Linked DNA regions of Homo sapiens: region 1 is linked to region 2. A link is a loop called in an ENCODE intact Hi-C map of the cell type or tissue named here. Cell type or tissue: pancreas. All regions are shown on one strand. Links, peaks and the distances in the headings refer to the core of each region. The heading gives the core; the rest is flanking DNA.

The links. A loop is a pair of places that touch in the nucleus more often than their neighbours do. Peaks named below come from ENCODE experiments on the same cell type or tissue, not always from the same donor. Only the 100,000 strongest peaks of a DNase experiment are listed, where the experiment ranks them.
Region 1: it touches region 2 in a loop (2.0-fold over the local background); 15 of 110 quality-filtered maps call a loop at or near these places.

The regions. Positions count from the first base shown.
Region 1 is chr4:8,871,629-8,884,137 of GRCh38, forward strand. It overlaps HMX1 (H6 family homeobox 1), which reads right to left and starts at 211. Exons shown (of 2, transcript NM_018942.3): 1 at 1-211. In pancreas, for the core only: no CTCF peak of the experiment used is centred there; a DNase peak (open chromatin) is centred at 6,213; H3K27me3 peaks cover 890 bases.
Region 2 is chr4:8,686,608-8,702,783 of GRCh38, forward strand. No RefSeq gene overlaps it. Among named protein-coding and RNA genes, the nearest start is that of CPZ, 100 kb to the left of the region's middle. RefSeq lists enhancers at 3,430-3,931, 8,153-8,809, 14,684-15,652. In pancreas, for the core only: no CTCF peak of the experiment used is centred there; no DNase peak of the experiment used is centred there.

The DNA of each region.
Region 1 (12,509 bases), core at 2,986-10,985, 180 kb after region 2:
TCTCGGGCTCGGCCGGGCTCCTCGGTCCCCGCTGGGGATGGTGGCGCGCGGCTCCCGGGCGCACGCGCGGGCCGGCCCTGGAGCTGCTACCCGGACCGCTGGCGTCGGGCCCCGCAGGGCAGGCGGCGGCCTCCGCGCCGGGCTGGGCTGGGCCGGGCCGGGAGCGAGTGCGCGCCGACAGCTGATCGGGCAGCCGCCTGGCTCGCCTTTCAGGTCGCCGTTCTGGTCGCCGCCGGGGCGGCCTCACTGGGGGCGGGGAGGGGGAGGGGCCAGCAGGGGCGGGGGGTCGCGGGCTGGGCCGGGAGGGCGGCCCGCTGAGCCCCGAGGACGCTGCGCCGGCCCCGAGCGCGGCCGCTGCCGGGAGACGCTGCCCAGACCTGAGCGCGCGGGCAGCGGCGCAGCCGAGGGCGGGCGGCCCCGGGCGCAGGCGGGGGGTCGCGCCGGGTCCGATCCCGCGTGATCAGTTCCCCCGTCCCGCGCCACCCGCTCCGTGGGGGCGGGGCCTGGGCTGAGCGGCCACCCATTGGCTGTGGGGCCCCGATGAGGAACGGGCTGGCCAATCACCGTCCGGCCAGAGCCGTAATTACCCCGCTGCGAGGAGGGTGTTGGACCGACCGTGAGTAACTGTGTGTGTGCGCGCGCGTGGTGTGTGCACGAGTGTGCGTTTGAATGGCTGTGTGTGTGTGGAGGGCGGCGTGGAGACCCCGGGGCTCCCAAGAAACTGCAAGAGGCTGGGCCACATTTTTTTATTTAAGACTTTGTGTGTAATTTAAAAATGGGAACACTGCCAAAACAGGACTGCGAAATGTGGCATATCTTAATATTTGCACTTAAGGAAAGATGCTTTCAATGCCAACTGTAGTTCGGTAGAACTCTTCAGTTCCCGGGCTCGGTACCAGTATGTAAGGAAGTGCAACCACAGGGCTCCGCTGGCAGCCCGCTCGATGTTACCAAGCAGGTCTTCACCGCGCCAGCACCCCCACCGCCCGCTCCAGGGGAAGCCAGGGCCTTAGAAGGGGGTGGGAGCTTTTGGCCCAGCCTCTGCCCTGGGCGAAGGTCTTGGGGGCAGGCCCCTTCCCTCGTTGTGCCTCCGTTTCTTCGCTCTAAAGGGGTGGGGAGGTCCTCCCATATCTGCAGCGGGAAGTTCGGGAACATAACGCACCCTGGAGCTGTCTCCGTTCCGGCGTCGACTTCAGACTTACCTACATTAGGTCACTGCGCGGACGCGCGGGTTAAGCCGGCTTCACCCGATGCGAGTTATTTCGCAGAGATACATCCATCCTCCCAGGGCCAGCCCCGGGCCCCTCTCCACCCGAGTACCGCCCGCGTTCCCGGAGGTGACCGCAGGCCTGGGGCTTCCGCTTTGTTTAATTCTTCCAAAAAAGCACGGTGGAGGGAGCATCGCCCCCATTTTTCAGCGGAGAAAACTGACGGGAGAAGAGAGAAGAGACTCCCCCAGAGGGTAGGTGGCTCCGGCAAGCCTGGAATTCCTTCACTGATGCCCCGGAGTCCGGCTGGTTGGCAGGGCGGTGGGGCTCCAGGAGCGGCTGAGGCCTAGCCAGCTGGGCCCTCGCGGCCTGGGTTCGCAGAGACAAAATGGTGCGCCTCTTGGGAGCGTGTCCTGGGTGCGCTTTCTGGCGGCTGCCAGGAAGGACCTCTAGTGCTCAGTGGCTGCCGCGATCTCGAGTGGGAGGACTTTTCCAGGGACTCTAGGACAAGATGCTCAGCCCATCTCCTTTTCCCCGGCATCCTAGCCCAAGAGGGGCAAAAATAATCAATGACAGGGACTCCCCGGGTTGTTTAGCCTGGAGGCAGCCCACAGATGGGGGCTCCTCCCTCCATGTTGTTGATGAGGCCACTAAGCCAAAGTGGAGAGAGTTGGGATCTTAGGGAGGAGCTGAGGTCTCCCAAGCCCTGCTCCCTGGGATGTCCAGGGTCAGAGAGACTCCAAGGAGCAGAGGTACCCCAGCCAGAGGGGGCTGGGCCAAGGAAATTGGGACAGAGCGCCCGATTCGATTAGTTTGGAGCGCTAGCCTTGGGGCAGACACCGTCTACACTAGGGCGCTTTTGACAGATAAGGAAACTGAGGCCAGAGAGGGGCCAGATAAAAAGACAATGTCTGTGGGGAGAAGTGTTTTTCTGATAGCCGTCCAGTTCACACAGGCTCCCCTGGGTCTGTCTGTGAGAGGCGCCTGGACACTCCTGCCCCGTCCAGCCACGCGCCTGCCCAGGTTGGTGGCATTTCCATTTCTCCCTCAGGCCTGGCGGGCTTCCTCTGAGTCTGAGTTCTAATTCCCTCCGCTCTAGGGTTGTGTGGCCCTGGAGGAGGCGTCTTGTGTCTCTGATCCTATAACTGCGGACGATACGCGTCCCTGACGGTGCCAGGTTGTTGGGAGTAGAGGCTGGCCACCACCAGGCGGGTGGTGGCCCTGAGCGCATAACGCTCGCGGGTGTCTTCCCACTGCCTCTGGGGGGCGCGCATGAGAGGGGCGCTTCCACACACTGCCGCGTGGGGCCTGGGATGGGAGCGAAGAGGGGCGGTGGATCCGAAGCGAGGACCGTGCACCCTTTTCCTCTGGGCGCCCGCTGTCTGGGGGTTGCGGAGAGAGCGGGCGCCAGCTGGGCAGAGGCTGGCGCGTCCACACTCTGAGTCTCCCACGCCGGGTCCCAGAGACTTTCCAGCGACAACTGCAGCGGCGAAGCCTGGTCGGCGAGGCGTAGGTGTGGGCAATTGGGCAGATTGTTGACGCTAAAGCGCAGGGTCAGACCAGGACGCGCGAACTGACCGGACTGGTGCTCGCCCAGGCCACTGCCTCTGTGCTCGGTGCTGGTGGCGGAGCCGGCCAGGATCGAAGTCCTGCGTCCAGGTGAGTGGCGACGCCCAGTTTGGAGACAGAATTGCCGGCGGAGGCGCAAGCGGGAATCGCTACCTTCGCGGCGTGGCGCATTTCGATGCGCCCCAGGTCAGAGAGGCTCGCAGTTCACGGCCCAAGAACAGTCTCGGGCAGGGCAGGGGGAGGTCGGGATGCGTGCTCCTCGCGCTCGGAGGCTGACCCCGCAAAGCCGTCACCTTCAGTCGGGGTTTCTTGCCCTCCCAGGAGCACGGTTCAAGATTTCTGATCACTGTTGGACACGTCCGAATTCTGGGACTGAAGGACTCCCCCATCCAAAAAAAGCAAAACGTCTCAAAGTGAATGAGTTGTCACCTTCCTGTCTCCCCATCCCTGTGAGGGCACACACACACACACACACACATCCCCAACCCACAGCCATCCTTCCATGCAGGCAGGGCGCCACCAAGCCCACCACCTCCCTGTCCACTTTAGTCCCTAGGCCTCCCTCCCCTCCTGCGCCTGCCGTGCATCCTCTCCCTTGTATCCTGACCCACCTTGGAACTTCCAGCAAACGCCCTCCAGGGAACCCAGTGCCCTTCTCAACTGGACAGGGAGGTGCCTGACAGGGCCTAAGCCCTCCTCACCGGTGTCCCCAGTGCCTCGCTGGATGCTAGCAGCCAGATGAGTGAGTGGGAAGAATCCACAGAGCATAGATCTGGGGAGGCAAACCACAGCCGCTGGCGTATGTTTGGTTTCCTTTTAATCAACTTTTTTCTTTTGGAAGTTTTAGAGAATGTCCATTTTAAGTTTTCTATTTTCTTGCTTGTTTCATCCCTCATCCCAGTCTTACCCGTCCTGACGTCACCTGTGCGGCCCCACGTACCTGCTCTTGTGTCTTAATTTATAGAAACAGTATGACATTTCACACCTCCACTACTTGTCATTTTGAAAGTATATGTTTGAAGTCAATGACATGCTGGCCAATGCAGCAGTGCTCATTTCCTCTTTATGCTCTCTGCACAGCTCAGCACTCACATGTGCCACGGTTCCGTTTCTATCACGTGTTTCCCCAAACCTTCGTAGTGTGGAACAGCCGTGGATCTGATGCTCACTCCAAGTCAGGGATGGCTTCTCTCCAATTCCTGAAATCTGGGTCTCCTCTGGAAGACTCAAAGCCGGGGGCCGGGGTGGTGGACTCTTCTCAAAGCCCATTTGATCTTTTATCCAAAAGCTGATGCTGGCTGTGCACTCAGGGACCCTTGCTTGGGGCCTCCCTATGTGACCTGGGCCTCCTCACAGCACGGGTTCCCAGGACAAGTGGAGGAGGCCGGAGACCGAGGGAGAGAGAAAGAGAGAGAGTGAGAAGAAAGAGAACCCTCTGCTATACTTATTGATTGGAGCAGTCACAGCTCTCATCAAGGTTCAAGGGAAGGGACATGGACCCAGCTCTCAGTAGGAAGAATGTGGAAGTCACATTGTCAGACTGAACAATGAGAAATACCGTTGCGGTCATTCATTCAGCCCAGGTGCCACAGGGCAGCTTATTCCCCTGGTGGGAGATCTATCTGTAGGCTGCTTCCTATCTGTAGGCTGACTCTCCGCTTTTGCAAATAACATTGGAATGAACAGACCAGTCCATCTTCCTGTAAGAGCCTGAGTTTTTCTGGGGATGAATGCCCGAGAATGGGAATCCTGGGGCGATGGATCTATACAGACTCACCTTCGTGAAGCACTTCAGAATCATCCTCCACAAGAGCTGTATCTATTTCTGTTTCCTCACATCTTCGCCAGCACTTGGTCTCATCTGACTTTTATACATGTGACGCTGTGACAGGTATGAAGGGAAACCTGGCATTTAGGGTGATAGGTCTCTGCTTGCTGAGAGGGTGCAGAGCTGAGCATGTTAGGAAGCTAGAGGGTTGGGTTTATATGAGACAGCTGCTGGGAAGGAGGGAAAAATGATGAATTGGGGTCTGGTTATGAAGACCCCTGCATGCCGAGCTGAAGAATACGGTTCGGTTCTTAATTTGCAAAGCAATGGGGAGCCACTGAAGGTTGTTGAGCTGGGGAGGCAGGGTTAAAGCTGGACCCTAGGAAGAGTCATCTGAACACCACCCATATGCAGGGTGGACAGGAGATGAGGAGGTGCAAGTGGAGGTTCTCAGCATGGCCCAGGGATGAGCAATAATGCCCCCTGAAGGCAGGGGCAAGCCGAGGCCCATCTCCACTGTCTGTGGGGCCAGACACAGTGTCGGTGGGTGTGGAGGGAGGGGGCCCCAGGCAACTGTTGGCTGTTGAACCTGGCTGTGTCTTATTTTCTCCCTTTAGCCCCTCACGCTCAGGCCTGGGGAGCAGTACAGTCTCGAGACATTCTCGTTGTCTTAGTCTGATCCCCACGTCGCAGCCAGCAGGAAATGTCCTTGCAGCTGTGGAGATGTGGATCGGAACTAGGGCACCTCACTCCAGCTCAGCCGCTGGCCCACTAAGGTGTGAGCAAGTCACTGCCCTTGAGGGACCTTGATGTACCCCGCTGTTGAGGGGAACAGCAGGAACGCCCACCCCTGGGCTGGGATATGGGGAGTGCAGATCACCGCATACACAAGCCTTCCGCATACACTGAAAGACACCAAATGCTTTGAAAAAGATCAAAATGTTCAAAACCTACTGTGGCTGCCTTCTGGGGGTCTAGCCATTCCTTCCTTGTGAAAGTCTCTCTTTAGAAACTGGAAAGAGAAGAATTTTCATAAACTACCACGCCCAAAGGCTGGTGGACCAGAGGGGAGAGAGGAGAGGAGTGGGGAGAGGAGAGGAGAGGGGAGAGGAGAGGGAGAAGAAAGGGGGAGAAGGAAGTGAAAAGAGAGGGAAGGACTGGGCCTGAGGAGGAGGAGATGGGAGGAGGAAGGAAGAGGGGGTGGAAGGGAAGAAGGAGTGGGAGGAGAAATGGAGGGGGAAGGAGAGAGGAGGAAGAAGAAGGAGAAAAGAGGAGGTAGGAAGAAGGGGAGGAATATGGAGGGAGAGAGGGAAGGGAAGGGGAAGTGTGCAGGAGGGATGGGGAGAAGCGGAGGGGAGGCATGGAGAGGAGGGGAGGGATGGAAGGAGGGGGAGGGGAAAGATGTTGACCTCGGCATTCCTGGTTGCACAGGTCTTGCAGCAATGGGGTTCAGCCCTCTCCCTGCCTGGGCTCACTCATTGTCCCGGGGAGCTGAGGCAGTCATGGGTGCCATTCTCCCAGGGAAGGCCCACCCGGGATACAGCCTCATGTGCGCGTCCCCCAAGCCTGGCTCCCTGCAGGCTGGAGACTGCCCTGGAGCCTGGAACCGCCGGGGCCAGCTGAGAAGCCGCCTCCGCCGCTGGAGTCCCTGGGAAGGGTCCCCTCCACCTGCCCACAGCCAGCCTGGGAGGCAGACGCGCCAACGTCTGGCCCCTCAGCAGGGACAGCGGCTCCAACAAAGCCACCCCCGGGAGGGGACGCTGTGCCCATGGGGCTGCTCCTCCCCCAACCCCAGGGCCTGGCCCCAGCACCTGCCCTGTGCCAGGGCCACCGAGCTGGGCTCCCTTGCCCTCCATTCAATGCAGGATTTCCCTCTTAACTTTCTTTCGATTTTGAAAACTTTCAAACATAGGCAACAATGAAAAGAACTGGGCAGAGAACACCGCCTGCCCCCCTCACCCAGGACCCCATTGTCCCCCGCCCCTCCCCGCTGATTTCATAGTGTGTGGCAGGCCCCAGCACACCTGCAGGTAGACTGGCTTTGGAGAACCTCTCTTCTCAGAGCCCATTACAAAGGCAGAAATTTGTGAGTTTGGGTCCCAGCTCTGCCATGGAAGCAGCAGGAAGACAGCGCTATTCATCGTCCTGAGCACCGCTTCTTCCTGTGGAAATTGACATAATGAGGCCCCGTGGGAGTGGCTGCAGTGGCTGGGGGGAGACAGTGACGGTGCACACCCAACTCGGGACCTCTGTCCCCAGGAAACCGCCTGGAGGATGGATGCTCTGGTGATGACTTTCAGAAGTGTGATGCCAAAATCAGGCACTGGAGGTAGACTGGCCTTGCACTCAGCCACAGCCCGCTGGACGCCAGCCTCTCCCGGTCTCCATGAAGATACGTGAAGCTGTGGTCACTTTAAGGCTCCGGGTGTGGGAATATCTGGTTTTAATATCAAGAGCACCTCGAGGTGGGTAGGTTTTGGTTTCCACAATGGAGCACAGATTTGTGCTCTGAGTTCCCCAAATCACGGGGGACCTGCAGCCGTCTCAGGCTGCCGGTGACCTTGATTAGAAGTGACTTGGGGCTGGAGGAACAAGTCTGGAACACAGGGCTAGGGCAGCCACGGTGGAGAGAGCCTTTTCCCAAGGAGCCAGAGGGAAGTTTCTGGAAACCACAGCCGGCCAGCACAGGAACCCCACCCGTCTAGACGCTTGGCCCTGTTGGTCTTAGAATGGATGCCGTGACCCAACGGGACTTCCTTGCAGCGGGGGAGCACATGCTCATGCTCGGGGTGCTGGGGAAATGTTTGGCCCAGGCATCCCTGGTTAAGTCTGGAGGAAAATTCCAGGCTTAGCAATCCTTTCCGTAGGAGGGTCTTGGGAGGGCTGCAGGAGGTGGGCAGGGAACAAGCCCCCCACCCAACATCGGAGGCGGGCAGAAGTCAGAAGCTTCAACAGGTTTGGCAGCCACTTTCCACCTGAGCCTGGCTGTAGACTCCGTGCTGGGCTCCTCGTGGATGCTCAGAAAACCCCACAAGGACTTGTGGGGCCTGATGATGTCCCCCATTCACCCCCCTCCCCCGCCCCAGCTTATTCCCTGCGCAGGATTTGTAATTTCAAACAATGGAAACACCCTTCATGTGGATCAGAAGCTGTGACGCACACAGGCGTTCATCGTCACACTGGTGCGTTATGCAGCTGGGAGAAAGAATGGGGTGCACTTGTTATGCGGCCACCCCGAGGACCCATTGAGGTAATCAGACAAGTAGAGGACAGGAAGTGAGTAAAGGGTGGGGGGTTAATGTCCATTGGTACCTACGTCAACATAAGAACCATGTGTCGACGTATGCATTGACGGTTGATGATGTGTGCCTCTATCATGGGTTGAATTGTGTCCTAAAATTCACATGTTGAAGTCCTAACCCCCAGAACCTCAGAAGGTGACGTTATTTGGAAATAGGGTGGTTGCGGATGTAATTAGTTCAGATGAGGTCATGCTGGAGATGGGTGGGCTCTGATCCAACATGACTGGTGTTCTTATAACAAGGGAAAACGTGGACACAGACACGCACCCAGGGAGATGCCGTGGGAAGGTGGAGGCGGAGGTGGGGACAGTGCTGCCACAGCCAGGGACCCACCAGAGGCTGCAGAAAGGCCTGGGCCTCATCTTTCCCTAGAGCCTCAGAGAGAGCCTGGCTCTGCCCACAGCCTGATGTTGGCTTCCAGAACCGTGAGAGAATACAGTCCTGTGGCTCTAAGGCACCCAGCATTCCTTGGCTCCTGCAGCCCCCGGACAAGGTTATCTGTGGGCAGGGATGAGAGAACCTCGCTGGAGCAGAACCGGGTGCTGGAAACAGAGGTGGGACGACCTCTGCCTCTCTGCGCTGTTCAGAACTTCATGGTTTCAGTTTTGTACCAAGTGCAAGTATTAATTTTTTAAAATGTCTGCTGCCCTTCTTGAAAAAAAAAATGGAATGGAAACACTGAAAAGTCACCAAAGAGATAACTTAGAGGTGGTCAGGGGTGTCTGGCCCTTAGTAGAGGCTGACAGAAGCTTGGGGTACGAAGAGGCTGCCCAGCTGTGGAAGGAGAGTAAAGGATGTGGAAGAGGTGTGGGGGTCCTGAAAGACTGGGAGGGCCCTCCAGGTTCACATGTGCAGGTGTGTGGGGGCGGAGCAGGGCAGCAGTTTCACATGCCATGGACCCACCGATGTGAAAATGAGGGAGAGTCAGAGCGTAGCCATGGAGGCCCTGGGGTCACCCCCTTACCTACTGGAGGAGGCAGGAAGGGTGGGCTCTGCGCCCAGACCCACCAAGTCTGCTCTGCCACCCTGAGCCTCCACTTGGCCTCTCCGAGCCTCAATTTCTTCATCTGATAAAGGAATGAACACATACCAACACCAGCAAAAAACACAGTTCATACAGCACCTTGACTCGGGCACCCCCCACAGCCCCACAAGCCGAGGTGGGGCACAGGTCGCTGGCGCAGCCCATCTGAACCCAACGTGCGTAAACCTGGCCCATGCCTCACGGTGCCCAGGCTGCCCCTTTGGGCCCTCAGTGTCTCTGCCTTTACCTCAACCTTCTTTTTCCACAACAAAAATGGCTTTTTATAGTATATAAATACATGCTGAACACAGAGAACTGGACAGATCCTCCACGATGCGGAGATAACAGGCCGTCTGTAAGCGCACCACTCTGAGACTCCCGTCAGCATTCTGGGATGGTCTCACCTGGCATCTCTTTAGGCAGACAAAGGCCGAAACACACACGCACACCCCACACTCACCGACGCCCACAGACCCATCCCTCCACACCCCCACACAGTCACATAAACACACACCATCCACACCTGCACCCACACAGCCCCACCCTCACACACACCCACGCCCCCGTCCACACAGAAACACACCCACACACATCCATCCAGGTCCACACAGGCCCATGCACACAGACACAATCTACAAACCTATTCACACAGACCCACACCCCTGCCTTAACACACACATATGAAAACACGTGCCTGTCCACACCCACACAACCCCTTATGCACACCTCTCCCCATAAACTCCTCACACAGTCCCCTGTCTACACTGACACACACCCCTGTATACACACCTCACCCTGTAAACGCCTCACACATCCCCCTACACACACACACACACACACACACACACACACACACACAGACACACACCCCACGGGTCCGTATAGGTGCCCACACAGCCCTACCCCCTTGACATGCCCCCACAGCCATACATCCTGCCATGTCACCCAGATGGATACCAGGTCCCGTTCCCGCCCATGGGGTCACAGGCTCTGTGTGGCCCATCAGGAACCCACCCATTCCCATCCCATCCCCCTCCAAATCCTGCATCGCCAGCTCGATGTCTTTACACATCGCTCTGCCTCTCGATGCTCAGTGAATCCTGCAGAGACGCAGAGCAACGCAAGCACGTGTGGCTGCAATGTACAAGCAGTAGGGTTTCGGGCTCACCGTTTTCTGTGTGTTCTATCCATGACACACATTCTTCTGCCTGTTTCTTTCCCATCCAGTGGGCCCTGAAAACCCCTCTCTGTCTTCTGGTTTAGCCTCCACTCCCTGTTTAGTGGCTGCACTCATTTCCATGGTGGTGGTGGTGGGGCGTTTCTGCATCTCCCCATTCACGGGATTCACTCTGTCTCCAGTGCTGGTGACAGCAGATAACCCTGCAGCCGTGTGGGCCTGTGAAGAAACCTGCCGCTGCCTCCTTAGGTGCTGGTGGGGCTGTTTCTACCAGAGAGATTCCTGGGTGTAGTACTGATGGGCCTAATGGGCTGGGTGTGTGTAGTCACTGATGTTACTCCAATTTTCCAGATTGCTTTTCCAAAAGACTGACCCCCCTGGGCCTTCCACCAGCGCCATAGAGGACGCCTCTCCCAAATCCTCTGCCTATAGGTAGCACAGCTCCTTCTTAAGGCTTTGCCAGACTGAGGAGTGTAAGTAGTGGCTACTCTCTGGGGTGTAAATTGGTCTTTACTCAAAGTCAGGGGACTGGTGAGTTGCAGTGAATATGTCACTGGCACCCACCCTTCTGGAGCCTGGTGTGGGTGGGTGGGTAACTCAGGATGGGAGGGGAGGCCTGCATCTGCAGCGGGTGCGGCGGGGAGGGCGGGGAGGCGGGGAGGGCAGGGAGGGCGCTGCTGAGAGTCAAACTGGACTCCTCCTCCTGCCCGCCCCCTCCTCCCTACCCCCTAGGCTCCTCTAAGCACCACACCATCTGCCGCACCCCCTGCTGGCTGCCGAGATTGTCATCAGACAGAGGACAGAGATGACATCTGTGTGCACCCCAGCTCAGGGCTCTGCGCACAGTAGGTGCTGGCGTTTGAGTGGGCAGAGGCAGCCGGCCCCCTCTCATGCCAGTGGCCTGTGGAGACCGTTACCTCCTCACTGCCAAGAGCTGGTCGTCCCAAACCAGTGAGCTTTTCAGCGGGTCCCACAGTGGGTGAAATGTTTGCCGGCTGGAGGGGTGAACTTAGGTCACATCATCGCCCACCCATCTATCATCATCTACAGGAATCTTTGCTCCTCCAGAGCTGCTGGAAGGCAGAGGCTTGGCCTGGGGAAGACTGGAAATGGAATCGTCTTCATCCTGTGGCACCCTCCCGCTGAGCCATTTCTCATTACAGGGCCTTGCAGAGCGTATCTGTTCTGGCGTCTGCAGGACAAGTTTGATAACTGAAGTGTGAGAAGGATTTTGAAGGAGACAAGGCAAGAATGAAACTTTCTCTCCCTGCCCCACTCAAACTCTCTTATGGCTGTGTGTAGGCAGGGTGGAGGAGAAGCACCCTCCCCACCAACATTCCTGATGGAGGGACCCCCAGACCTCAGGCGGAGAGTGGAGGCCCCTGAGACCTCAGGCAGAGAGTGGAGGCCCCCCAGACCTCAGGCAGAGAGTGGAGAGGGTCCCTCAGACCTCAGGCAGAGAGTGGAGGCCCCCAGACCTCAGGCAGAGAGTGGAGGCCCCCAGGCCTCAGACAGAGAGTGGAGGCCCCCAGACCTCAGGCAGAGAGTGGAGGCCCCCAGACCTCAGACAGAGAGTGGAGGTCCGCAGACCTCAGGCGGAGAGTGGAGGCCCCTCAGACCTCAGGCAGAGAGTGGAGGCCCCTGAGACCTCAGGCAGAGAGTGGAGGCCCCTCAGACCTCAGGCAGCAAGTCCTGCTGGGTGGCTCTGTAGCCGCAGCCTGGGCTCCGAGGTTGCTACGACGCTGAGTTTTGTCTGTGAAACACCAAAGACCAATCCACATACACCTGGCCTTAGTCCACCTGTACCCGTAGAGTTCCACAAACCTGGTGGCATAAAACAACAGAAATGTATTCTCTCCCAGTCTGGCGGCCACAAGTCCAAAGTCAGTAATGCCGGGTTGAAATGAGGAGTCAGCAGGGCTGCACTCCACGGGAGGCCCTCGGGGGGGGCTCCTTCTTGCCCCTTCCAGCCCCTGGTGGCTCTGGGCGTTCCTTGGCTTGTGGCCACATGGCTCCAAACTGTTTCTGCCTTCATGCGGCCTTCTCTGTGTGTCTGTGGCCAGGTCTCCCTGCCTCCCACTCATTAAGTATATACATGATTGCATTTAGGGCCTACCTGGATACTCCCTGCTCATCTCAAAATCCTTACCTAATCTCATTATCAAACACCCTTTCCTGCAAAAGGCAACATTTACAGGTTCTAGGTTTAGCACCTGATATCTTCGGGAAATAGTGCTGAGGTTTGAATGTTTGTGTCCCTCCCAAATTCATGTTGAAACTTAATTCCTAGTGCAAGAATATGACAAGCTAGGGCCTTGGGGAGGTAAGAAGTGCCCTTATAAAAGGGCTTGAGGGGGCGAGTTCACTTTTTTTTTGTCCTTCTGCCATGTGAGGACGCTGCAAGAAGATGCCATAGTAGAAGCAAAGAGCAAGTCCTCCTTAGACACCAGATTTGCTGGCA
Region 2 (16,176 bases), core at 4,073-12,072:
AGCCAGAAACATCTACATGTTGTTCATGTTTTTATCATGATGTATTTACCATGATTGTACAATCCTTTTTATTTTGAGATAATTGTTGATTCACATGCAGTGGTAACAAATGATTCAGAGAGATCTTATGTACCCTTCACCCAGCTCTCCCTATGGTAACATCTTGCATAGCTAGGAGGAGGCCAACCAGGAAATCAACATGCTAGGAGACAGTCCATCACCCTATTCCAATTCTCGGTTTTGCATGGCAGTGTGTGTGCGTGTGTGTGTGGTGTGTGTGTGTGTGGTGTGTGTGTGGAGGGTATGTGTGTATGTGGTGTGTGTAGTGTGTGGTGTGTGTGTGGTGTGTGTAGTGTGTGTGGTGTGTGTAGTGTGTGTGTGGTATGTGTGTGGTGTGTGTAGTGTGTGTGTGGTATGTGTGTGGTGTGTATAGTGTGTGTGGTGTGTGTGTGGTGTGTGGTGTGTGTGTGTGGGGTATGTGTGTGGTGTGTGTAGTGTGTGGTGTGTGTGTGGTGTGTGTGTGGTATGTGTAGCGTGTGTGTGGTATGTGTGTGGTGTGTGTAGTGTGTGTGTGTGGTGTGTGTGTGTGGTGTGTGTGTGGTGTGTGTGGGTGTGTGTGTATATTGTGTGTGGTGGGTGTAGTGTGTGTGGTGTGTGTGTGTAGTGTGTGTGGTTTGTATGTGGTGTGTGTGGGTGTGTGGGTAGTGTGTGTGTGGTGTGTGTGGTGTGTGTGGGGATGTGTGTGTGTAGTGTGTGTGGTGTGTGTGGTTTGGTGTGTGTGGTGTGTCTGCTTAATCTTGTGCAATTTTTTTCACATGTGTAGCTTCAAATGGCCACTGCCACAGTCAAGATACAGGGCACTGATTTTGAAAACAACCATTTGCAATAATTTGAGTATTTGTCACAAGAGAAATTGATATAAAAGATTCTGGTGCTTGCTGGGCGTGGTGGCTCACACCTGTAATCTCAGCATTTTGAGAAGCTGAGGCGGGTGGATCACCTGAGGTCACGAGCTCGAGACCAGCCTGACCAATATGGTGAAATCCCATCTCTACTAAAAATACAAAAATTAGCCAGGCATGGTTGGGGGCACCTGTAGTTCCAGCTACTCGGGAGGCTGAGACAGGAGAATTGCTTGAACCCAGGAGGCGGAGGTTGCAGTGAGCCAAGATCGTGCCACTGCACTCCAGCCTGGACGACAGAGCGAGACTCTGTCTCAAAAAACAAAAGATTCTGGTGCAGTAATTCAATTATGCCCACGTCCCGCTTCTTCTGTGGCTCCCGACGTAGCAGAGATTCTTGCACCCATTTTACTGAGGAAACAGGATCAGAGAGGTGATGCTGGGGGCCCAGGGCCACATCCGCTTTTGACTGGGGTGGGGGAAACGACAGAGTCCACCTCCTCCCACTGTGCTGTCTTTCCTGGGATGTGTGGGGCAGGGAGGATGACCCGCCAGCAGTGTGGGGAGACACAGGCCATCTCCAGCCGTCCCGCCCACCAGTGCGCTGTGTCTCTCCCGCCTCTGGATTGTAGAGTGTCTCTCTGCACAACACACTCACACGGAGGCACGGGGAAGGGCAGCAGCGAGAAAGAATTGCAGAGGAAGAGGCAGGGGTTTCTGCGGGAGCTGTTCTGGGCGTCGCTCCTGTATCGCCCAGGTCCTCCCGGACACTGCTGTCAATGGGTATTTGGTTCTTTCCCGTCCCTTCCCCGGAGGCCTGGCCTGCAGCTCCCCGCAAGGCCACTGCGTGGCGCCCTGTACCCCAGGCGGGACGGCCGGCGCCGAGCCCAGGATTCGTCCACGCCTCGCGCAGTGGAGCTTACGGGAGATGCGCGACCGTCATCCTTCCCTTCTGGTGACATCTTCCCAGGCCCTACTTTCAACACATTCTATAATTTCTCTAATTAAAAAAAAGATTAACAATGGAAAATCCCCTTAGGAAGAGATTATTAATGAAGAAATTGTGTTCACTTTCCCATTCCAACGATTGCATGAATGTTCGTGTGCTGTGTGGCCTCACGGGGAGGGTGCTGTTTATCTTTGAGGCACTGGGCCGGGGGCGGAACCCAGGGTCCATTCCTGCTCCCTTTACCACCAGCTGGGTGGCGCCGGGCAAGTCCCTCTCCCAGCTGTGCCCCTGGAGTGCACAGGCCCGTGCTCTGGTTCTCTGTGGAGACTCCCGGAAGGCAGTCTGAGACTAGGTGGAGGGTGCAGGCACCCGGCTCATCCCCAGAACAATGGCAAGACCAAACCCAACCAGTGACATTGGTAAGGAGAGAGCTCCTGTTGCTTTCTTCCAAGGAAGAGCTCGCAATCAAAGGCGGGGCTTGCTGTGCACGTGTGTGCAGAGAATGGAGGAGGCAGCAGAGGGCTGGATTCATTGAGCTCATGAGTCGTTGAAAGAAATTTAATTTTAAAAGACTAGTTCATTCCAAAACATTCGCTGAGGACCCGCTATGTGCTGGGCCAGGGGCCAGCGCTGGAGGCAGGATGACGAGACAGGCTCCTGCTCCCAAGGAGGTGTTCGTCACCTGTAGGGGACAGACAGAGGAATCTGGCGTGGCACCCCTGCTGGCAACCCCGAGGTGGAGGAAAGCATGGAGGGGTATGAGAGGCCCCGACCCATCCTCAGCAGGCCAGGGAGGCATCCTGGAGAGATCCGAATCTTAAAGGATGGCTGAGGGTAGAGAACCGAGTAGACAGGGAAGGAAGAAAGAGCATCGGCGAAGGCCGGACAGAGGCTTGCCAGGTGCAGGGAGCAAGTGCGTGCATTTGGGGTGGAGGGAGGGCCTGGCTGGAGAGGTGGGGGCTGACCGTGGGATGCCCTGTGCACCCTCAGCTCATGGGCTCTGGATCCATCTTGAACAGCTGTGCAACCACAGATTTAACCCTTAAACACTGTGAGCCTCAGTTTCCTTCTCTGTAAAATGGAGATGATAATCTCTCCCTATAGGGCTGGCATCTGGAGGGAATGTAAACTATGGAGTGCTGGGCATGGGGTCCGAGGAGGCACCAGCAGGGATGAGCCGCCTCCTGCTCTCTCCCTGCCCCAAATAATTGTCTGATCTCACCTGAATGGGGAGCAAGATGGTACTCTTCCTCTGACAGGCATGGCCCAGCCCACTTTCTCTCTGCCTGGCAGCTGTAGCTTGCTTTATGAATCAGACCTTCCATAGGGGTCATTCTCCTGACCCCTATCCTGCCCACCTGTGATCTTCCTGAGTCACCAGCAAAGGCCTCATAGCCACACAGGACCCTGGGGCCCACAGTCTCTGTCCCCGTTTGGAACACTGGAGCACGCGTGCCTGACCCGTCCCTTTGCACTGAGGGCACCAGTGCTCTCCTGCCCCGGGCCTGCTGGCTGCACAGGTGGAGTCTGGGGGTACGATGGGTCACAGAACCAGAAGGCAGGACACCTGGGGACACCAGGCAAACAGGTTCCCTTCTTGAATTGGGTGGGCCGGGGTGCCCACATCTGCAAAATTAAGTGGTTGGAAGAGGCCAAGTCTGCAACTCCGTGTTCTAGGTGTCAGTGTTTGTGTTCAGGGTCAGGTGACACAGACAGAGAGACAGACATTGAGAGAGAGAGGGAGAATGAGCCTAGATGTCAATGTTCTCAGGCCTGATTGAAAAAAAGAGTAGGAAGCAGGAAGACTTTGGGGTCAATACGCACTGTGAGGGGAGGGGCTGCTGGCCCCCGTGTCTGGAGCTCAACAGCTCCCAGTGCTCTTTCTGGTCTCGCCTTCCATGCATTCAGTAAGCGCTGTTGCACCCCTGCTGGGCGCTGAGCGTGTGCCGGGCACAAGGACGCTCTCGAGAACAGGGCAGTAGGTTCTGCCTGCGTGGAGCTTGCCTCCTATCACAGGACAAGGGATTTATGAAAACTGCAGCCGCTGTAGATATGACAGGAAGGGAGGGGATGATGGCAGGAGCCCAGCAGAGGAGTTGGGAGCTTGTGGGCCAGGCTGCAGGGCTGAAGGAGCAGGCAGGGTGCAAGCTGAGCAAGGACTTCTGGTCGCCCAGGGAGCCACCTGGGACCACGTGTTGCAGGCAGAAGCAGCAAAGGCCCTGGGGTGGGTGGTGCTGCATGTTCTGGGACATGCCACGGCCGTGTGGCTGCAGGTGCTCTTGGGGGGTTGAAGTTGGGTCGCAGGAAACTGGGGTTGGATCAGGCAGGGCTTTGGGCCAACATGTGACTTTTGGGTCTTTCTCCAAACTCAGGCATGGCAGGACCTTGAAGAGCAGGGATGTACTCACCTGGCATTTAGTGACCGTGTGACTGTATTGACACGGGAGGCTTCCGATGCCCTGCTGCAGGGCCTGGAGCTCACAGCTCTGCCACAGCATCTGGCCCAGGCAGGGAGGATGGCCCTGGAACTCAGGGCTGTCAGCAGAAAAGGACCAGGTGGGGGTCCGTTTTGGAACAAGCCCTGCCTTGGTGTAGAGGACAGATTGGAAGCTTTAGGAAAGCTCCATGTGCCCCTGAGGAACACGAGGTCTGCAATGGGTGCAGCACTGCGCCCGCATCCATGTGAAGAGCACGAGGTCTGCGATGGGTGCAGCACTGCTCCCGCATCCATGTGAAGAGCACGAGGTCTGCGATGGGTGCAGCACTGCTCCCGCATCCATGTGAAGATCACGAGGTCTGCGATGGGTGCAGCACTGCTCCCGCATCCACGTGAAGATCACCAGGTCTGCGATGGGTGCAGCACTGCGCCCGCATCCATGTGAAGATCACGAGGTCTGCGATGGGTGCAGCACTGCGCCCGCATCAGTAGGGTCGGGTTTATGAAGCAGCTGCTCAGCCCCTTCCTGTCCTGGTAAAGTGTCCTCTGCTCATTGCATCGGATTTTGACAGAGCTGTGCCCAGACACCCCCTACGGTTGAGGCTGGGCTGTGGCTCCTCTCAGTTCTGTGAATTCTTGCTCTTTATGTTTTGAAGCCGCACTGTGAAGTGCACAAATCGCCCTGTATCCTGGGTGGAGCGGCCTGGCAATCGCTGTGCACTGAGGTATGCTACCAAACCTTAAAGCCCCAAAGGTATCTGTCTGATACTAGTATAACCGCGCCAGCTTTAGGGGCTAGTGTTTGTGTGATGTATCTTTTTCTATACTCTAACGTTTTCTGGATCCTTATATTTAAAGTGAGGCAGGAGAATAGGGAATTGGGGTAGCCAAGGGCTGGGGCATAAGGAAAGGAATAGCAGGTGCAGCTGGTTCACGTAAGCCAGAGAATTGTAGGGGCAGCCGGTTCTAGACAGGACTAGGCGGCACCCAGGCCACATCCTCACTCCTGCAATAACAAGACAGAAGTTGCCAGCAGTCTCTGATGGACCACAGGCCAAGTCTCCACTTCAACCTCTGATTGGTAACAAGCCAGTCCTTCATAGGGTATAACCAGTTCGAAGCCTCTAAGGGGCACCTAGGGGTGTTGCCAAATTCTTTTGGCTTTATAAAAACCCTGGGGACCATCGCAGTAGAAGAGGCCCTTGAGCCACTTGCTCGAGCCCGTTTCCACTCTGTGAATTGTACTTTCACTTCTTCAGTAAATCTGCGCTTTCATTACTCTTTCTTTTGTTGCTTTGTCTTTTGTTGCTTTGTTCTCTTGTTGCTTTATTTGTGCGTTTTATTCAATTCTTTGTTCAACACACCGAGAACCTGGACAACTCATAGTCCAGAACTTCCATCTGGTAACAAAAGCGTGTCTTTTTTTCTTTTTTTTTTTTTTTTTTTTGAGACAGAGTCTCGCTCTATTACCCAGGCTGGAGTGCAATGGCATGATCTCAGCTCATTGCAATCTTCGCCTCCTGGGTTCAAGCAATTCTCCTGCCTCAGTCCCCTAAGTAGCTGGGATTACAGGCATGCCACCACGCCCGGCTAATTTTTGTGTTTTTAGTAGAGACGAGGTTTCACCATGTTGGCCAGGCTGGTCTTGAACTCCTGACCTCATGATCCGCCTGCCTTGGCCTCCCAAAGTGCTGGGATTACAGGTGTGAGCCACCAAACCCAGCCCAAAAGTGTGTCTCTTCAGGCGGTGTCTGTGTTTGAATATGGTCTGCTGATCCCTGTCTTTTGAGTATTAATCAATTCACATTTAATGTAATTATTGAGCTACTTATGTCTACCACCTTCACATTTGTTTTCTAACTGTCCAACCTGTTTTGTTCCTTTCCCCCCAACTTGTTTATTGCCTTCTTCTAGAGTCATTACTTTAGGTCAATTTCCCCGCCTCCCACGTATTAGTTATTTAACTCACTGGTTATCTTATGATTGGTATCGTTCTTGGTTTATCAAAGTCAAATACAAACAAGTGCTTTCACCCATTCCCAGTATGCTAGGATTTCAGAATGTGCCAACTCCATTTAACCTTTTCCAGCCTTTTGTGTTATTGTTATTCATCTGAATTTGGCATGTATTTTAAAAGTAACCATTGTCTGTGCAATCCATGTTGACTTAGATCCACCTGCACATTTGCCCTCTCTGTTGCTTTCACTCAATGCTTTTTTTTCTTTGTTTCTAACTGACGTTATCTCCCTTCTGTCTGAAGCCTCTCTTTATTGTTTTTTGTTTGTTCGTTTGTTTTTTCTTTTTTGTTTTTTCTGCAGGTCAACTCACAGCTGAGTCTCTCCAACCTGGTTCACTAGGAAATGTCTTCATGTTGCTTCATTTGTGAAGATCTTTTGCTGGGTATAGAATTCTGAGCTCACAAGGGGCTTTTTCTTCATCACTTTAAAGAAGACCTTGTTTTTGTTGAAGTCAACTGCCGTCTTTTGGTGGCCCCTTTTGTTGCCCGTGTGATATGCCTTCTGTTTGTTTGCTTGTTTGCTTGTTTGTTGGTTTGTTTGAGACGAGTCTCGCTCTGTCGCCCAGGCTGGAGTACAATGGCATGATCTTGGCTCATGGCAACTTGCACCTCCTGGGTTCAAGCAATTCTCCTGCCTTAGCCTCCCAAGTAGCTGGGATTGTAGGCACATGCCACCACGCCTGGCTAAACTTTGTATTTTTAGTAGAGACTGGGTTTTACCATGTTGGCCAGGCTGGTCTTGAACTCCTGACCTCATGATCCGCCCGCCTTGGCCTCCCAAAGTGCTAGGACTATAGGCGTGACATCACGACCGGCTGATATGCCTTCCTTCTGGAATGGAATGTGTCTGCATTTAACGTTTTCTCTGTCTTTTGTTATCAGCAGCTCCACTGCTAATGTGTGGCTTTCTTCGTGTCCTTCTTAAGGTTTTTTATGGTTCTTGAATTGGTAGCTTGATATGTTTTCTTCCATTTTGGGAAATTCCCCGCCATGATTTCTTCAAATCCTGTTTCTGTCCCCTCTTCTCTTCTGAGACCACAGTCCGTGTATGTTTCGCCCTCACATCCTGCCCCATGCTTTTATTATTTTTTTCTCTGCTCTGTGTTTTCCATTCTTTTTGCTCTCCTCATTTTAGCCTCACTATTTTCTTTTATTCTTAGTCCATTTATGTTGTTATTGCCTCAATATTTTCTACCCCCAGCGCCCACTCCATTATCATTTCCTGCTCTGCCCCACTGTGAGAACTGGTGAGTCCATTGATCAAGTCCTTCATTTCTGTTTTCAGACTTTTCAGTTCTGCCAATGCTGTTGACTGGTCTTTCTAGATTCTTCTTATCCCCCATCTTGTAGTGGGGACAGGAGCTACTGAAGGAGAAGTAGGACCCGGGGCCCAGATGGGAGTGTCAGGTGCCCTCGGGGGATGTGGAAGGGGACACGCGGGGCTGGTGACACCATGCAGGAAGTTTGGAGTGCCGGCAAAGGGGTGAGGCAGGCTGTCTCAGCCTCGATGAATTTGAGGGGCCAGTGGGACTCCCGGGTGGAAGAGCCCTGGAGGCAGCTGGAGCTGGCAGAATTCAGGAGGGAGGTGAAGTCTGGAGAGAAGGTGAGTTGGCCCCAGGTGAGCAGGAAGAGTGGGAGGAGCAGGGAGAGCAGGTGGAGGAAGGGAGAGTGAGGAGGAGCAGCCGGGGAGTGGGGGACCAGGACAAGGTGGTGCTTTGGGAAAGGGAGGGAGGAGAGCGTTTCCCAGCAGAAGTAGGAACTGACAGCGTGAACTGCCACAGAGGGCTCCCCTGAGATGAGGGCTCCCCTCCCCAGGACACGGAACAGGGTGGGCCAGGCCAGGAGCCAGGTTTGAAGTTGGCAGTGTTGTCACATGAAAAGGGAGTGGCCAGGGGATGGGGATGCCCCGTAAACAAGAGAGCAGACCTGGGCTGCCCGTGGGGACCCTGAGCCAAGGCTACCCGGACAAGGACCCGAGCATAGCCGGCAACATCACAGAGCACTTGCCAACAGCTCCTATGGATGCCGGTCCTCCAGGGCCCCTCCTGGCCCGGGAATCTGCCCTCTGAGCTGCAGGAACAGCCCCAGGACCCTGGAAGGGAGAGGGCAGTGGAGGCGGGTCACACCTGGTCAGGTTTCAAGGGCCAACTGCAAAAGGGCCCTGAGGCTGGGTGGAGGAGCCACAGCCCAGGAAGGCTGCAGGCAGGAAAGGGGTGAGAAGCCCCTTCCTGAGAGTGGCATTGGCCTCTGGTTGTGAAGTGGTCCAGGGCCAAGGGAAGGTTTTCCCTGGGTGGGGGCAGCACAGGCATCTGTGGTCCCATGGCTCCCCCCGGCCTTTCACCTGCCTCCGTGGGACACCGGGAAGGTGATTTGCTCCTGCCTGGCTGTGGTTTCTCTTCTCCAAAAATTGGTGAAGGCAAATAACATCCACTTAGTCTGCCTCGTGAGATGCCAAATGCAGGAGTCTCCACCTCTGCTAAGGGCTGTGCTCACGTGTGAAGAGTTGCTGCCGCCTGTGTGCAAAGAGTACAAGAGTTACGGAGACATCAAGGACGGCCACTCCCAGAGGAAGGAGGGTGCATGTGTTCAGCTTTCTTCCCCTCCACACACCACACACCACGTGTACAGGCATGTGTGTATGCACATAGCACAGACCATGCACACATTCACTTATACACTCATACGCACAGGTACACACATACATTTGCACACAGACCTATACCTGTGCACATGCACACATTGACACATACATACACCCGCACCTGCACACTCAGGAAAGTCTCCTTTCTTTGCAGACACCCTGGCCCTGTCGCTGGTCCCTGGCAGCCCGGGCCTCTTACCCAGTCCTCTTCTCCACTCTTAATGCAAACACTTTCAAAATGAAGGAAAGGAGATATTTTTTTCTAAACACTTAAAATCCAATTTTAAAAAATCAATGGTCCACTTAATCAGCTGCAGCCCTGGGGCGGGCAGGGCAGGCGGGGGAGCACTTGTGTTTCGTCCTGTGCATCTCAGGCTCTGTGGCTTCCTCCTAAGGCAGAACCACAAGCTTGGGTTCCTCCTGACACTGCCCTCCAATGGAGGTAGCAGGGGTTAACTGGCCTCCCCGAAGTCACAGGCCTTCTCCCTATTCCCTCTTATCGGGTGGATGACTCCAACATCCCCAGATCTGCTTCCCCAGGGAGCCCAGGTCAAGTACCTCCTCCACCAGGAAGTCCTCTTGGACTGTTCCAGGCAAGTCCCCTCCCTTGCACTCCTGGCCAAGTGCTCCTTCCTGTCCCAGGATGACCACACATCCCCATGCTCTCAGGGCAGGACTGGTGGCCTGCAGCTGCCCCAGCCTATGTGTTAACAGCGTCCCCATTAGGATGACAGATCCAATGGACACTCTGCTTCCCCACACTGCCACTTCCTCCTTCACTCTCCCAGGATGTGGTCACCATCGGTGCTGGGCCAGGCTCTGTGCTGGTCTCTGGGCCATGGGGAGGAACAAGACAGTTGTAGGAGACACTCAGGTCTGTGGACGATGGCTCTCACTGGCTGGAGCATCTGCAGCAGCCGCAGGTCCTGGGCCTGGAGTGGGAGGCTTTGCAGGAGGCCACCAGGAGGGACCCCGGTCTGCCCTTCCATGAGGCCTGCCCACCCCTCAGCCCATGCACCTCCCTGGCCCAGAAGCTCGCTCCCCAACCAGCCCCATGTCCTTGGCATTGAGCAGGAGTTTGGCTCTGCCCCTTCCCAGCTGTGGGGCTTTCAGCAAGTCACTGTCACCTCTCTGGGCCTCAGCCTCTCCAGCTGGAAAGTGGAACGGATAGCAGTGTCCTCTTTGAAGTACACAAGTCAATGGCTTTAGTATACAGCAGTCCCCCTTACCCACAGTTTTGCTTTCTGAGGTTTCACTTACCCGTGGTCAACCTTAGTCCTAAAATATTAAATGGAAAATTCCCAAAATAAACAATTCACGTGTCTTAAGTTGCATGCCATTCCGTGCCATGTGATGAAACCCCATTCTGTTCTGCCCAGGACATCCTCCCTTTGTCCAGCATCTCCATGCTGTACATGCTACTTTGCCCAGCCATCATCTAGTAGCCACCTCAGTTACCAGATTGAAATCACAGTGTACGTAGGCTTCAGTGCCATTCAAAGCTTCCACTGGGGGTCTTGGAATGCATCCCCCATGAATAAGGATAACACCACTATATTCACAAATACCCGCCACCATCACTGCAGTCCATTTTAGAACATTTTCATCACCTCGAAAGGAACCCCCCACCCCTGAGCTATCACCTCCCCACCCTCCCCTGCCCCAGTCTGAAGCAACCGCTCATCTACTTTCTGTCCTGCAGACCCCCTGTTCTGTTCCTATCATATACATGGACCCATATAGCATGTGGTCTTTTGTGACGGCCCCTTTCCCTTTCCATGATGTCGTGAGCTGCGCCCGTGCTGGAGCAGGCATCAGTGCTGCCCTCCTCTTGGGGTCAAATAGTCTTCCTGTCTGCACAGACAACAATTTATGTATCCATTCACTGGATGATGGACATTTGGGACATTTCACTTCTTGGCTATTATGGATGTTGTTATGAACATTCAAGTACAAGTTTTGGTATGGAAGTTGTTTTAACTTTGCTTGGGTGCATGCTCAGAGCGGAATTGCTGGGTCATAGGGCAACTTTATGCTTTCCTAAGTGGCAGCACCTGTTCTCTTGTACAAAAACAAAAGTTTTGCAAGTAAGAAAGCAGTGCTCTTAGGAGAATCGCTTGAACCTAGGAGGCAGAGGATGCAGTGAGCTGAGATCACATGCCATGGCACTCTAGCCTGGGCAACAGGAACAAAACTCCATCTCAAAAAAAGAAAAAAGAAAGAGAAAAGGAAAAGAAAGCAGTGCTCGAGGACCTTGGCCTTGTACACAGCGGGTAGGAGAGGTTGGCAATTTGTTCCAGTCCTTCCTGCTTCTCCTGCTCCTGGGTCCCCACCACTGCCCTGGCCTCTGTGAGGCACTTGCCACGGAGCAGGACCAGCTGCTCCCCACCCCACCTCTCCACTCTCAGGCCCGACTGCCTTCAAGGTACCTCCATCCCATGGCTGGAAGGGCCTTAGAGATGCACTGGACACTGCTCTGGGGACCCAGGGAGATGAAGTGGCTTGTCCAGGGCCATGCAGCAAGTTAGTGACAGGCCCGGGACACGGAGCCACATCCCTGTGCGTGTCTGGATCCTTCCCGGGTCCATCTGTCCACACTGGCCTCTCTGCACCCCACAGACTGGCTCCTCCTCAGACAGCCTCTGCTCCAGAGGGTGGAGATGGCGTTTCCTGCCCCTGTCTCCCCTTTGGGGCCAGTTTGGAGTCAGGCCCCTGGATATTCCATACTTGCTGGTCTTCTGGAAGCAGAAACAAGCCTGCAGGGACCCTTCTGTCTCTTCCAGCCTGAAAGCATTGCTGGGTGCGAGAAGGGCACCCACATTGGTCTCCTCAGACTAGTGCCTGGGGAGCATCTCAGACGCCTCTTCTTAGATGCCCCGACTGGCCATGTACCAGGCAGCGCTCAGGGACAGCGTGTGCGGGATCGGGGTGAGGGAGAGGCTGGGCTGAGGCGCATGTCGGGGGGCAGGATGGTGGAAAGACCAGGAGGCAGAGGAGGGCAGGGGAGCGCGGCCTTGGCTGCAGGCCTGCTGAGGCGGATGGGGGATCAGTGGCCCTGGACTCAGTTTCCACTCTGGTCAGGAGGGTTGTGGCCATTGGTTAATCCTCCTCTGTCACTCTCCACATTCCCCCTTCTTCCGGTGCCCCTGCCTGTCCCTCCTGGCTCAGGGCTACTGCCCTGCTCTGAGGACGCAGATCTGACCGCCACCCTCCAGCCACACCAGCAGCTCCCCTGCCAGGGGGGACTGGAAACGCCATTCACACCCCATGTGGGTCCCCGGTTCTCAGACACGTGGAAAGAGGCTGAGGTGGCCTGCATGCCTGCCCCCTGGGGTCCTTGCACCCAGCCTGCATCCCCACCCCGTGCTCCATAGGGGTCTGGTTTCAAGGCGGATCCAAGCTCACCTCAGGGCCTTGGCACATGCTCTGGGCTGCCCATAGCATACTCCCACACTGGTGTCTGGCTCCCCCTGAACCCACTTCCCCTTGGCAGGCTTTGTGACCCCCAGCCCTGGATCAGAGCCCAGGAATGTTCATTTCTCAGCCGCCCCCTTCTAGATCAGGCCCAGCAGGGCCCCTTCCTGCTGACCCCCAGTGAGGGCACCTTTTCATCCGTGAGGCCAGAGGTGGGTCTGCCCTAGCACCAGGATCCCTGGGGCCTGGCACAGAGTCCAGGCAGAGTGTCTAGCACAGAGTGGGCACTCAGAAGAGGGCTGCTGGATGAATAGACGGAGAAAGAAGAGGAGGGAAGAGTGTCAGAGGTGCAGATGGCTTGGAAATTCATTGAGCTGCCCAAAGGGGAGGTCTCCCTCCAGGCAGTTGTGCGGCAAGATAAAGGCAGCAAAGCTCTGGCCTGAGGAGCCCCCAGCCCAGCAGAGGATTCTATGACTCAGGAGGCCCCAACACAGCCTGGGACCAGGGCACTGACCCTCGAAGAACCAGCAGATGTCTCTCAGGCAAGGAAGGTCCAGGCACGGGGAACAGCAGGTACGAAGGCCCGGCACCACTGTGTGTGGGCATCAGTGCAGACCAGCCGGCACGAGCTGAGTGGGTCCCCCTCACGCAGGGATGGCCTCACGCGGGCAGCTGAGCCTCGGCCCTGAGGAGAGGGTTTACACCAGACAGTGGCAAGCGATACATGTCCAGGGTTCTCGTGTCCCCGGGTGTAGCTTCACCAGTGTGCTGCTGCCCAGAAATGGAAGGGAGGGCCGGCCAAAGGCAGGGCAGGGGGCTGCAAAGGGCGCCACTTCAGGGGTCTGTGAACCTGCCAGAGAGGTTTTTAGGCTGGGTGCGCGCTCTGTCATCGTAAGGGGTGGGGTCAGTTTCCATCAGATTCTCAGAGGCATCCTGACCCAGGGAAGGCACAGGCGTCACCCACTGCCAGGCAGCCAACCCCTCGCTGAGCAGCAGCGACCCACAGACCTGCCGCTGGGACCCCGTCTCCCTCCCTCCTCACTGTTTGAAGCTGCCGGGCCTAAGCCCCTCTTTGGCTTTTCTCCATCCTGAGTCTGGTTGGCATTCCCAGCCTTCCCACCCTGAGAACCCTCACAGCTGAACTTTGCTAGAGCTGAACTCAAAGTCACTTCAAGGTAGTTTTGATTTTTTTTTTTATTAAAAAAAAAAAAGGAAAAAACCAAGGGTGGGTTATTGGGGGGAAGAACCCGAGCGGGCACTTTGCAATTATCCTTTGAAATTAGAATATTCAGCAGATGTTTCTATTTTCACCCAGTCCTGCTCTCTTTCCAACCCAGCGAAATTAGTTCCAAAGTCATTATTCACCTAATCACAGTAATAGTTTAACATCCGATCTGCCCTCTGTCCAGCCGGGGAGGAGAAGCGGCCAAAGCTCTATTTTGGCACTTCCTTCCCACTGATCCCTTAATTAACTGGCATCTGTTCTAATACAAGTTAAATATTGCAGTTGACTTTATTTTCTCTCTCCCGGTCCTCCAGGTCCCGGGACAGGGTAGATAAAGTGAAACACATTTGCTTCCCCGGGCGGGAGGAAGGGACATGGAGCTGCCTCTCTGGAAATGCGGCCCATCAATCATAAACTGATTACAAATTCGTCACCTTGAATCAATTTCTGTTCACAAGTTCAAAAGGCACCCTGAGCTCGGGGCTATCTGGAACATTCTACATGTGGAGAGGATTAACATTTGGTCGAATGCCTCCTTCTGAGAAGGAGCCCAGTTCGGCGCTCGGGAGGGGGAGGCAGGTTCGAGACACGGATCGCATTAACCCCACAAAGCCGGCGTTCACTGCGGCTCCTACCCAGCCACCCCCTCCCTGGTGGGGGCATTGGCGCTGCCGGGAGGGGTCCTGGCACCTCTTTGTGGACCTAACTGGGGGTGGGGAGGAGAGGAAGAGGCAGAAATTATCTTGTCCGATGGCGTCAAAGCACATTGCAGCATAAATTCTTCTATACGGAATTTTCCTTAAAATGATTATCCTGAAAGAGGCAACTCGTGTGAGTGTGTGTGTGTGTGTGTGTGTGTGAGACAGAGAGAGACAGGGAGAGAGAGAGAACGAGAAAGAGCGAGAAAGCGTTGCCACATGAGCATTAGGGAAGGGCCACTTCCCTGCCGACTTCCAAGTTTGCCCCCGAGTCCCTAAGAGATGCCCTCAGACTTCCTGCCCCCACTCCAGAACCTCAAGAGGAGGCATGTTTTGGGGGAACGTCTTGAGGTTTGGTCAGAGAAGTTCGCTTGTGAAGCAGCCGGGCCTCTGGACCGCCTCCCTCGACTTTGAGGGGATGGGGTGGAGATGAAGTGAGGTGGCGAGGGAGGGGGAGACACCCCACTTTAGCAGCCCCCCTCTTGACTTCAGGTCAGACACGGCTTTAAAGAACATCACCACACTCTTCTTAGAAACAAAAGTCCCCTCCCTCCTCCCTCTCTCCTCACCCAAGTGGGGTCCCAGGCATGGGGAGCACCCAGCACCTGCCCCTTCTGCGCATGGGGGTCCAGTGACTCTGGCAGCTCCATTCAGGTCTGGGGAGGGAAAACAGGAGGAGCTGGGTGCAGACGCCCTTCAGAGGTGGGGGCCAGGTGCAGCCCCCCAGCTCTCCCACCCCCTGCAGGTGTGGCCTGGGCAGCTCTGACATGCTCTCAGCTTCTGGAGGCAAGAAGTCTCTCCTGGGAGGTGGCTGAGCACTTAGAGACACCCCTGCAAAGTGCCCGCGGCACGGTGGTCATTGCCCAGGGTTGGAGGTCAGAGGTCGGAGGTCAGAGGTCACTGCAGTGGACTCAGTGCAGCGCTGTGGCACCGCCCAGCAGCACAGCCCCAGGACACATGAGCGATCCCTCACAAACCTTCCAGGGGCACCCACTGCCCCGAGGGAGCCCGATGCTGGCCTGGGAGTGGCCAGGGAGGAGCCGCTGCCTCTGAGTTTTGGTTCATTTTCACCTCTGCTGGTGCATTTGTTCTGTCCTCTTTTGGATGAGCGTGAAGAAAAAGTTTCTGGAGTTAAATCCACGTCTGCAAAAACACTGAAATCTTGCACTGTCGTCCAGCCTGGGCTCTGCCACGCCCAGCTCCGTGGGGACCATGAGCAGGCCCCATGCTAGACCTGGGTTGGAGAAGCCCTGCTCTCACTCCGGGTCCTTATTGCTCAGACGTGAAAACTGAGGCCCAGGAAGGAGGGCTCTCAAGATCCCTCGGGCTCATTCCTTGAGCGAGGGAGACAAGAGCTGGCCCCTGACCTCCAGCCAAGCCCTTTTCCTCCTGTCCCCTGCCTGTGGCTGCTGAATTGACAGCAGGCTTCTTGCCTTCTGTATCCCAGATCTCCTCGTCGGATGTAGGGATGTTCAACACAGCCAGTCTTCCCATTTAACTCCAAGCACAGCCAGGCAATTTCAGGAGCTAGAGCCCAGTGCTGGGGTCTTGGTCCCAGCTCAGGTGAAAGAGGAGAGGGCAGGATGAATGGACAGGTGGGGACCCCAGGAGGTGGGAAGGGGCTGTACAGAAAGGGAAGGTGGAAAGAGGTGGCCAGGGACTGGGAGGAGGCTTTCTTCCTCTGAGAGCGAGACAAGTGTGGGTGAACCCAGGTAGGGCGTCTGGACGGGAAGTGTTTTCTGGTTAAGACTTGCCTGCCAAATTTCCTCACCAGACATCTGCTCTGCTCATCCCCAGAACACACAGTGTCCAACAGACACAGGTGCTGGGAGAGGGTGTGCTGGGCCCACCATGGAAGCCCTGGCATGGGCCACACCAGAGAAGCCAAGTGGT